Regions from separate parts of the Homo sapiens genome. Here regions 1, 2 and 4 are each linked to region 3. The links are chromatin contacts, found by Hi-C in ENCODE. All regions are on one chromosome and are shown on one strand. Each heading gives the region's core, a stretch centred on a gene start or an enhancer-like site at or near the end of the contact. The rest is flanking DNA. Distances are from core to core; before and after follow the strand shown.

Region 1 (2,700 bases), core at 99-2,598, 2.1 Mb after region 3:
AGACACAACTGTCTCAATTATTTTAGCACATGGAGCAGAATGGCAATAGGCTATGAAGTTGTTCTTTTTGCAGTGACTTCTTGAGGTAGAATATGGCTTGGGTTTGGTTCTTGTGACCTGTACTAGTATTATTTCCCATTTGGGGCAGAATCTCTGGGTGCGTTTTAATGACTATATGAATGCTTAAAAGGAACTTGAGGAACAATGAAGTCCGTACTCAACTGTTCTATGACCTAGAAGCATAGTCGGTGAAGTCTTTGTCTGTGTACATTGACAAATGTGCATCTGATACATGTGCGCTTACATGTGTGTACAGAGGGTGTGCACAGGGGAGGCTGGGCGGCTGCCTCCTCCTGTCCATCAGTGGGCAGAGGTCTTTCCCCTCTCACCATGACTGGGTGTGTGGCAGGATGTTGGCTGGAGAGTTAGCTAAAACCAGCGAGAGAGGGTAAAGTTGAGGAAAATTGATTCTAATTGCATCATGACAATCAGATGAAGTCTATTTCTGCTTCTCAGCATCCGAGATGCTTTATTTGGGCAATTAAAATGTCAGGCCACATACCTGTGAAATGTTAACCCTACAAGGAATAAACAGAAACAGAACGGCCTTTATCCTCTGAAAAGAATATATGTCATATATATATGTCACCAAACCGAACAAGTGATCAGAGTTAATTAAGAGAAGGGTTTGCCATCACCCGGATCTGGCCAACTCTTTCGTTTGGAAAATGCCTACAAGCTCAGTTCGTGGCACCTTCCCACCCTCACTCCCTATCCCTCTGCAAAGAAACCAGGGAACTTTTCTTTGGCATTGTGGGTACTAAGATGCGCCAGGAGTCCCGGGTGGTGCGCGAGCGGCGGAATTCGTGACATCGCCAAGTTGCGAGAGGCAAACTCCCCGATTCCATCCAAAGCCTCTCGCGGAGCCTTTAAGAGACGTTGTGTGTGCGCGCTGCGCTAGTCTCCCCGCCGGGGCGGAAACCTCGGGTGCGGGATGTGGGGAGAGCAGAGGCAGCGCTCGCAGGGCCAGCACGGGCCCATCCCCCTCTCGGCGGCGGCGGCGGCGGCGGCGCGGCCACCCCGTCCCCGCCCCCCCAACCCCCGGTCCCCCGCGTGCCCCGCGCCGCGCCGGCGACGCCGCTCGCGCTAGGACCGGGCTGCGCCCGCGGCCGCCATGGCGGGGCCGCCGCAGTCCGGCCAATGACGGCGAGGGGGCGGCGCGCGCGCGCCTGGCCAGGCCAACCCCGGCTGCTGCCTTATAAGGCGCGCCGTCGCCATGGCAACGTGCGCTAAGTTGCAGCAGTCGTGTCAAAGTTCACTATATAGAGAGCTCAGTGAGCTGATCGCGGAGAAGCCACTTCTGCCAGCCCCGGCGCCTATAAATCGCATTCCCTCCCGCGCCCCCCTTTTTAGCATATTTGATCACTTTGATTCTCTGTTCTTTTCTCTCCGCGGTGTGTGTGTGCGTGCGCGCGTGTGTGTTTTCTTCTTCTCCTCCTCCTCTCCCCGAGTTGCCTCCTTTCTCCGGGTGCCGTACTGCCTTTTTTCCCCTCTTTCATTCTTTCTCTCCGTCTTTTTCTCCCCCCTCTGCGCACGAAGGATGTGCTTCTAGGTGGTGATCTGCCCTCCTCTCTCTCTTTTATCATTTCTCCCCCGCCGCCGGCGAGTTGACTCTTTCCCTATGTGTGTGAGGCGGCGGCGGCAGCAGCAGCAGCAGCGGCTCCGGCGGCGGCAGCAGCGGCAGCAGCGACTTCAGCGGCGGCGGCGGCGCTAGACGCAGCGGCTCCGGGCCCGACCCGGCGGCTTCGGCGGCGGCTCCGGCGGCAGCGGCGGCCCGGGCGGCCCGCAGGGAACGGCGAGCGGCCTCCACCCAGCGACTGCGGGCGGCGGCGGCCGGAGAGAGCGAGGCGCGCGCCGGACGCCCGGGGCAGGCGGCGGCGGCGGCGGCCCAGCGCCAGGACGACGCCGCGCAGCGCCCGACGCGGACCACTTTCATGCTGATTCCCCCGGACCCGGGCAGCGCTCCGGCCACTCCGCGGGCCGCCGGCCTCCGCCCCGGCCTGCCTGGCTCCCTGGGCGCGCCCGCACCCGGCGCCTCCGATCTCCTAGTCCTCCTGATTTCGATGGCTTTCCTGAATGGCTGACTGTGGGCTGCCCTGGACTTGGCCCCCGGACAGTCGCCTCTCCTCCTCCTCTACCTCCTCCTTCACCACCACCTCCTCTTCCTCCTCCTCCTCCTCCTCCTCCTCCGCCAACTCCTCGGCTGCACACCAGCTCTAAGAGCGAGAGTGAACGAGAGAGGGAGGGAGAGAGTGAGAGCGAGCGAGATCTTTGGAGAGATTTTTTTTTTTGCCTCCTACTTCTGTCTTGAAGCCAGACAATCGACTTCAGCTCTCCCTCCCCTCCCTCTTTCTCCACGTTCTGCTCCCACTCGCTCTCCTGTCCCCTTCCCCTCCCCTCCCGGCGGAAAGCCCCCCGAAACCAACAAAGCTGAGCCGAGAGAAACAAACAAAACAAACACACCGGGCCAGACAAGCCATCGACAAAACTTTGCAAAAGCAAAAACAAAAAAGGAAAAACTAACCAACCTCAACCAACCAGCCCCCGAGCCACCCGGGGCGCCCTCCCGCGCCCTCTTGCACCCTCGCACACACAAAAGGCGGCGCGCCGGAGCCCGAGACCCGGGGAGCCGCCGCCGCC
Region 2 (2,700 bases), core at 29-2,528, 2.1 Mb after region 3:
ATCTCTATGTTGGGATTGCTCAGGCAGGGAAATACAGGGGCTTATACAACACCAGATAAACTCTATCTCCACCCTATAGTCCCCAGTTCAGCTCCCATTATTTGTAGGATCCACAGAGCTCCTTTTAAAAAAAAGGATTTGAACTTTGTAATAAAAACTACATTAAATAAAGGTTCTGTACCTCCCTTCAAAACAAAGAAACCACACAAATCCTCACTGGACCATGACAGAGATGCTGTATTTTTAAAACCATGTTTGGCATGTAACATTTGTTTTAACTTATAACACCCATCTCTGGGATGGTGCACTTTGAAGACACATTGAAGCAAAGGCTCACCATATAAGTGGGTTAAATTTTCTGTATATTTTATGGTCGTGTGGATATAAGATTGCGGCAAACCTGTTAAGTTATCAACTGGATAAAATAGTGTCAAATGCCCAGTTGCACCTTGGAAAGAGAGGCTGTGTAATTTGCAATTCTTGCCAGTTGCTACTTTCACCGGCGGACAGGTGTACGTGTTGGGGGCTATATTTTGTGGTTATTTAGTCAGCAAAGCCAAAAGCTGTGGGTACAGTGTCCCAGTAGGCTGGAGACTGGCACTGCAGAACCCCTCTAATGCTGGACTGACCAGAATAAATGAATTTTGGTGGAAATCATAATTGGGAAGGGATGACTTTATAGGCACCACCTCATGGGAGACATCTGCACTGGCCGCAGCTGAATGGCCGGAAATACACGGGGCCCGAACTAGTGGCTTCCTAAAGACCACGTCTCATTTATCTTCTCCTTTCTAGGAAAGCAGCTCCCCAGCTTGAGTGACTACTTTAGACTTGGTGAAATTGTGCCTATATATTTTTCTCCTTCTTCTGTTATTTTCCCTTCATCCCAATGCAGCCACTGTGGGATCTGTCGGTCACAGATAATGGTTTTTAACCCGTCAGAAGACCTGTGCGTTGCGGCTTCTCTGAGGGTTTCGATTACGGAAAAAGTCCGGGTGACGTACAATTAGGCTGCCGCAGGCTGGGAGGCTTGGCGGCGTCATTCCAGTTTCTGCAGCGAGGTGGCGCTCCAAGGTACGGCAGCGCGCCCGGGTTTTCGCCACCGAGCGCATCCGCCGCCGCGTCCACGCAGCGAGGCAGCGGCCACCGAGCAATGTTAACTCGGGGTTCCTAAAGCCTCTGAGCGGAAAATCGGGAGCGCTCAGACCCACCTAGGCGGAGCGGTCCGCAGGGTGGGCGAAGGCCTGAGGCCACGACTGGGGAAGGCTGGCGGCGGCGGGGAGCGCTGTGATGGCGAGTTCCGGAGCACACTCCGCGCGCCGCCGCTCGGGGGAAATCTTCGAAATTCCCGGGCGGGGCGGAGGCTGGGGCTGCAGGTCCCCAGGCACGGCGAGCGGCGCGCTGGAGTCAGCCTCGGCCCAGGCACACCGAGCAAGCGCCCAATCCACCACAAGCTCAGAGACGCAGCTTAGGGTTTTTTGTTGTTCTTGTTGTTCTTTTTCAAAGAAAAAAATAAGGAAAATATGTGTTCTATCGTTGTCCCCCAAACTAAAAAAGAAAAGATATATAGTTTTTGGGTTTTCCTTTGCTTTCTTCTTTTCTCTCATTTCCTTTTTCTTCCCTTCCTTTTCCTTTTATTTTCTGTAGTTTTTTTTTCTTACCTCTCCTTTCGCTTTTTTTTTTCTGTATTTTTCCTCCTATTTCTTAGAACTGGTTGTGTGTGTGTGTGTGTGTGTGTGTGTGTGTGTGAGAGAGAGAGAGAGAGAGAGAGCTTGAAAGAGAGAGGGAGAGAGAGAGAGAAAGTGAAAGTATTACCACCGGCTGGTAATACTAGAAGGCTTGGGCAAATGGTAGCAAAATTGGAGAAACTATTTCAATTTATTGAACGGACTTCAGTGCGTACGATTTCGTTTCCATGCTTCTGCTCTTTCTGGGTGTCTCACAAGCTCTGAGTCGAAGATGACTGGGAGAAAATGGCTCTCACTCTGCCACTCCTCATCTGCGGTCGTAGGGGCCCTTTAAAATCATTTTTGAAACAGTGATAGAATAATAGTAATAGTCCCAATGAACAGCGTTTCCTTCTGGCATGAATTTTCTCGTGGTTTTGCAGCCTGGTCGGCGGGACCCGAGGAACGCGGGCGGGCGGCGCGGCTGCTAGGCTGGGGCCCTCCTGTCAGCAGCTGGTTCCATGTGAATCCCCTGACCCGTGAGCTGTCCCCCTCTCTGTGGCCCTGGGTCTCGGGCCTGGGCCCTCGCAGCTGCTGGGATGCTTTGCTGCGACAACACCCTGCCTTCCACATGCAGCCGCTGCACTTCTCCCTTGAGTCGCATTTCCGGCCACCTCACCTTCCTTGAAGTTTTCTAGTATATAAGGAGGAATTTTCGGCCCAATTTAGAAGTCTGCAGAAACTCAGAGGGTCAGGTCATTAGGAATGTTAACGCGGCGACCAAGAATTATAAACATGATCTGAAAGTCTCTTCCAATTCATTTCTTCAAGTATTTATTTGAGCTAAGTGATGAAAAGTGACAGTTGTGAAATAGACAGCTTTTAAAAGTAATGAAGTCAGATGAGGCTTTAACCTGTCGATTGCTATAAATCAACTTTGAAAAAGAGGAATGAAGAATGTTATTTGAGCACCTAACCGCCAGCATTTGCTTTGCCGGCTGTCGACCCTGGAGTTGGTCTGCGAGCACCTCCC
Region 3 (2,700 bases), core at 83-2,582:
AATTGCATGACAGTGGCAGCTGTTTTCTATCACGTCCTCATGTTTTCTAAATTTTTATGCCCCTTCCTCCCATTTCCTACCTTAGTATTGTTAATAGCTAACTTTTATTAAGTGGTTACCATGGCCCAGGACACTGTAATGAGGATTTTATGTGAATTACCTAATTAATTTCTCAGAAAGTATGAGATAGCTATTATTTTAAGCTATTTAAGCTATTTTAAGCTATTTAAACAACCAGTTTGTTGAAGTTAAAATTTAGAGAGGTTAAGTGAACTCGTCCATTTACACAATTAGTTGCCCAGGCAGAATTTGATTTGAGGTCTGACTCCAAAGCCGGAGCTCTTAATCACCAGTGACACCAACTAAACGCTTCATTTCAGAGCTCGCCTATTCCCAGAGGTCCCATTCCCGTTTTAAGGTTATTTTCTGTAACTCTCTTGTATCTAATTTAAAAATGCTATTTCCCAGAGATGAGTCCCTGATCTCCCAGAAGGCATGGATCATACATTTCTTTTCCTAATCCACCCAAATTCCTAGAGCGCACAGACTTAGGCTCGTTCATAGACGGGAAAAGAAACTGACCAGGCAGTGAAACCGAGCAAACAAAGTGCAATAAGACAATTACAGCAGGAAAGCGGCGTAAAAAAAAGTAGAAAAAGAAAGTAAGGGAAAGGGGAAATAAATAGCAAATATTCGCTGAGTGCCAACAATCGCACGGGAGGGTCTTTAGGGTTCTCTGCCGAGTACTCGGGACGGCTTGCTGAGCAGTACGCCGGCCTTATCTCATAGATGAGGCACCAAGGCTCAGGAAACAGTTCTGTGGATCTGGGCGGGCATCTTCCACCCACAGTCGCGCACACGTGGCATAGGTTAATAGGCTGTCTGGCTCGGGTACCTCTTCCCAGGGTCAGGGCGTTACAAAGGGAGGCTGCTGTCTTCCCATGAATCTATTAGGGACCTACAGGAGCGAAGAGAACCCTTCTGAGTATCAGCGAAGACAGCTTATTAAGACTTTACGAGTTTGCAAGCCATCCTCGTCCTATTTCCTCACTTCGGACTTTTTGGACACACCTTCCTTTTCCTGTGAGCCAACCCAAACGAATGAGTTACAAGTAATCGCCTTCTCTACGCCCAGCCAGTGCCCAGCACCAAGCATAGCGCCTCCTTGCAACACCCGGCCGAGCTCCCGGCGGCAGCGCGGGCGCTTGGGTCGGAGGCTGCTCAAAGGTGACGCGCGGCCGCCTCCTCCCCTTTAGGCGGGGCTCGCAAGGGCGGTGGGGGGGCCCGAGGAAGTCCGGGGGCCCTCGGTGATGCCCCCGCCCCCGCCGCGTCAGGGTTGCTCCCTGCGCTTCCGAGTGGCGACTGCAGCGGGTCCGGTGCAGGTGAGGGGCGCGCGCCTGCCCAGCTTTGCAGCCCCCGAACGCGGCCTCGCACAGGTGAGGGCGGTGCCGGGTTCACCTGGCAGCGCGCGTGGGCCGGGCAGCACGGTCGCCGCCTGGGGGTGGGCGTCTTCTCTCAACCGAAGCTGGGAGTTGGGGAGCTGGAGGGTCCAGGATGAGAATTCAGTGGCGCTACTACCCCGGAGCTGCTTGTGGTTCAGAGATCAGAAAGGTGTCCTGAGGACTGGAGGCAGAAATCCAGGCGTGGCGTACTGGAAGGCGCACTAGGGGAGGGCAGCCTGGCCCAGAATTTCTTTGCATTTTAAAGGCCACACATTCAGTCTCCCCGGGGCGCTACGGAGGTAGTCACCGCCACATCCAGGACTCCTTCCACAGAGGTCAGTTCCTCAGCTGGGTGGGCTTTAATACGCTCTCTTCGTAGAGACCCGGAGGTTCAACTTTAATTCTTTGCGCTGACATTTGCTCAACGACACCGGAGCAGAAATCCTTGGGATAATTGCGTAGGTAACAAACAGTGTCTCAATCCCACTGAAGATAAGTAAGTTAAAAATAAAGACAGTGATGTTGGTGGTGAACTTGAGTGGCGATTAGTTTCCGCAATTAGTTCCCTCCTGCACTGTCCATTTGTTAAGCAAATGTGCTGACGGCTTTTTTTAAATGATTGGGTTGCCATAAAAGAGGTTTTCTCTAGTCTGAATGAACTTCTGTGCGATGCTGACTGAGGGTTTCAGCCTCCTCTAGATGCTTACAAGAGCTTGGTCTGGAAGGTACAAGGGTGCGAACCCTTAAGGTACCAAGCAGCTTCTCAGTGAACCGTGAGACGTTAGAACACTTGCTTCAGGACGCACAGAATTCAGACACCACTTATTGAAGGATTTGTATGGATTATAATTTACATTAGCATTCATTTTTTGCTTGAGTCAGTAGCATTTCAATTCAACAAATATTTATTGTACACCTGTTAACGGGCAGACCTCTGAGAGCCGGGCTGGTGTGCTGTTGGGTAGCACAGGTGTTGATATTAATACAAAGGGGAATCTTAAGGCACTTATTCCTCACAGGTGGGTGTTTAGAACGAGACCAATGGTGCTGCGCTTTGCCTCAGCAGCACCTGTGTAATCGCTGGTTATAAGTATTTAAATGCAGGGAGAATGTAAATCTTTGAAGAGTCTCTGTCATTAGCCTGATCAGTCATTCCAAAGCAATAAAAATTGTCAAAACCATGCTTAAAATAAGATTATTAAGAATTAGCTCTGTGCCAAGCACCATGCTAGGCACTTTGTCTTGTCTATGAAATCTA
Region 4 (2,700 bases), core at 139-2,638, 2.4 Mb before region 3:
GTTTATATTTAAATGCCATGGCAAAACAACATCCCCACCATTACACCCTCCATTCTCATTCAAGTTCTTCGGGAGAAAGGAAAAATATGGTCGGGTTCATTGCTATTCAGTTTTGAAGTTGAGCCTGCATTTGGACACAGGCGCTTGGGAGAGTGGGTCATTTTCTTTGACACAATTATTAAGGAAACCGTTTTAAATGATTCCTTGAGTCCCCCAATGGCCCAGGTGGAAGGTGCTGTTTCCTGGTACCTGTCCAGCCCTCTGAGCTTTTCTCTCAGCTTCCAAACGCTGCAGTTGAGAACTAGCAGATCCTATTGGTAGTGCCCTGTGGCCCACACTCCTTGGTAACGGTGAGAGTGGGGAGTAATTAGGAGCGGCTGCCATGGGCCAGGCATTCAGGTCAAGGCCGAGGATGGTGGCCAGGGCCACAGAGCCAGGGGACGGGTGGGGACCCAGCAGGCCTGCGGCTGGCCGCTTGCTGAGCGCTCCAGCAGCGGGGCCCTGGGCGGATGAAGGGCCGGAGAAGGCCCTCTGCTGGGGCCGCGGCGATCTTGCAGCGCCTGGACACCGAGGCTGGGGCACTAACGGTCCGTGGGGCTCCCGACGTATTCCTCTAACTTCCCCTTTCTGTCCTTTCGGTCTGGGGCCTTTTCAACACCCCCTGTGGCCGGGGACAGCTGGGGCAGAAACCGGCAGGCGGCAGAAGCCTCAAGCAGCTCTGACCTCTGGCACCTCCCCAAGACCCAGAGCACAACATCTGTCCCCAGAAATCCCCGGGCGGAGAAGAGCGCGCGCCAAGCCCTTCCTGGGTACTCAGTATTCTCCCTTCCTGGGAACAGCCTGCCCTCTGAGGCCTGGGCACCCGGGTTCCCGAGCGCCGGGTCCCAGCCCCGCGGGGGCGCCTCCGCACCCCATCTCCGCGCCCGGCGCAGAGCCGCCAGTCTCCGCCGCGGGGCCCCGTGCCCCGCAGCGCCACCTAGGGGCCGGGCGCCGCCTCCCGCCCTCAGGGGCACCCCCCTTACTCCGCAAGGACTCCGGGTCTCCCCAGTTCTCCCGGCAGCCGGACCCTCCCAGCCTCGGCCGCCGGGCCGCCCTCCGCATCCCAAGCCCGCCTCCCGTGCCTCCCCGGGGGCGCACCGGCAGCGAGGAGCGGCTCGGCGAGGGCGCGCAGCGGCGGCCCAGGCCCAGGCCTTGGGGCTGGGGCTGAGGGGGTGAGAGCAGGCGCGGCCGGCGGGCAAGGGGAACCGGGCGATGGCAGCGGCGGGCGGCCGCGGGAGGCGAGGCAGCGGCGGCGGCGGGCGGCGCGACGAGCCCCTGTGATTGGCACAGCCGGAGCCGGAGGAGGAGGCCAGGGGAGGGCGGAGGCGGGGGAGGAGGAGGAGGAAGGGGCGATCGCGGCGGCGGCGGCGGCGGCGAGGAGCTGTGCCTTCCACCTCTCCAGCCCCGGCAGGACGGGGGCGGCCGCCGCGAACCCGGGGCGGGGACAGCACGCAGCCTCGAGGCGCGCACCCCCGCCCGGCAGCGGCCCCGACACCCGGGGCGAGCGGGAAAGCGGCAGCGGCGGCGGCGGCGGCGGCGGCGGGGGAAGGATGCAGGGGAAGAAGCCGGGCGGTTCGTCGGGCGGCGGCCGGAGCGGCGAGCTGCAGGGGGACGAGGCGCAGAGGAACAAGAAAAAGAAAAAGAAGGTGTCCTGCTTTTCCAACATCAAGATCTTCCTGGTGTCCGAGTGCGCCCTGATGCTGGCGCAGGGCACGGTGGGCGCCTACCTGGTGAGTCCCCGAGCCAACTCCGCCGCGGGCCCCTTCCCCAGCCCGGCTCTCGAGCGGCCGCCTGGCCCGACGAGGGGGCCGCCCGGCGCTGGGGGCAGGCGGGCATGACCTCGGCCCGGCGTGGAGGTTGGCGAGTGGTGCAGAGGCGGCCGCCGGGGGAGCTGCCGGCCGGGGCTGCCAGCGAGCGGGTAGCGGGCGGGACCGTTGATGCCGGTAGCAGCTCGCGCGCGTCCGGCTGGGGCAGGGGGTGCCGGGGGAGGAGAGGCGGCGGGCAGGTGGGCGTGAAACTATTCCTCTCCCCCCATAAGAGCGGAGCGAGACGGTGAGTTCAGGGTTCTCCTTGGAGAGGAACGAAAAAGCGTCGGGGTTTTCAGGTGACCTGCACATGGGAAGAAAAACCAGTTAGCATCCTGCGTCCTCTACTCTCCATTGCATCCTCCTCGAGAACAAATCTATTATGCATCATTTTCTCCGGGCGCTTTCTACATCCGCCAATTACAGGGGGATATAACAGCTTAGAGTGAAATGCGCCCTAGTGTGGCCCTGGCCTGAGCCGGGGCTGCAGGGGGAATATTGCCACCCGGTATCCCTATAGCCCTCTTTGAGCGTCTGGGATAAAGTTACGGTACCTAGAGAGCAGCTGCGAGTTTGTGTAGTTCCTGCTATCCACTCTTAGTGCTAAATTCCCCATCGTGGTCTGTCGCCTACAGAAGGTTGCACCATTTTCCACAATGAATATGTATTTTATTTGCCTCCAGAAAGGGGATGTTAATGCTCAGAGGGCCCATGGGTGCGTAACATTTCAGAGGAAACAGCTTGTAATGACTCAGCACTGTCAGGTACCTACTTTGTCGCTTTCGCCTCCTCTGCTCAGGTGGTCGCAACTTGAGTTCCAGAGAGCGTGCTTCCACACCTAAGTACAGTCCTGTCT

The links. A loop is a pair of places that touch in the nucleus more often than their neighbours do. Pooled maps may share reads with other maps.
Region 1: a loop to region 3 is called in a map of PC-9, with 28 times the contacts of the local background. The contact joins the promoter of NR2F2 here to the promoter of MCTP2 in region 3. A Hi-C loop is called at or near these places in 1 of 168 maps with a recorded cell type or tissue (PC-9), 2 of 37 single-sample maps with no recorded cell type and 4 of 50 pooled maps.
Region 2: a pooled map shows a loop between it and region 3 (3-fold over the local background). The contact joins the enhancer-like site here to the promoter of MCTP2 in region 3. A Hi-C loop is called at or near these places in 2 of 37 single-sample maps with no recorded cell type and 2 of 50 pooled maps.
Region 4: a loop to region 3 is called in a map with no recorded cell type, with 8 times the contacts of the local background. The contact joins the promoter of SLCO3A1 here to the promoter of MCTP2 in region 3. A Hi-C loop is called at or near these places in 3 of 37 single-sample maps with no recorded cell type and 7 of 50 pooled maps.

The regions. Positions count from the first base shown.
Region 1 is chr15:96,329,352-96,332,051 of GRCh38, forward strand. NR2F2 (nuclear receptor subfamily 2 group F member 2) reads left to right here and starts at 1,349. Exons shown (of 3, transcript NM_021005.4): 1 at 1,349-2,700. RefSeq lists a silencer at 1,102-1,241.
Region 2 is chr15:96,355,978-96,358,677 of GRCh38, forward strand. The region is part of intron 3 of LOC101927263 (a long non-coding RNA gene); the gene reads left to right. Among named protein-coding and RNA genes, the nearest start is that of SCDAL, 14 kb to the left of the region's middle. RefSeq lists an enhancer at 2,497-2,700. Within about 2 kb of position 1,279, at least 28 of the 41 ENCODE cell types and tissues checked have a DNase peak (open chromatin) inside an H3K27ac peak, as active enhancers do.
Region 3 is chr15:94,230,229-94,232,928 of GRCh38, forward strand. MCTP2 (multiple C2 and transmembrane domain containing 2) reads left to right here and starts at 1,333. Exons shown (of 23, transcript NM_001385001.1): 1 at 1,333-1,436. RefSeq lists a silencer at 1,263-1,392.
Region 4 is chr15:91,852,320-91,855,019 of GRCh38, forward strand. SLCO3A1 (solute carrier organic anion transporter family member 3A1) reads left to right here and starts at 1,389. Exons shown (of 10, transcript NM_013272.4): 1 at 1,389-1,769. The coding sequence starts at 1,590. RefSeq lists silencers at 811-985, 854-993.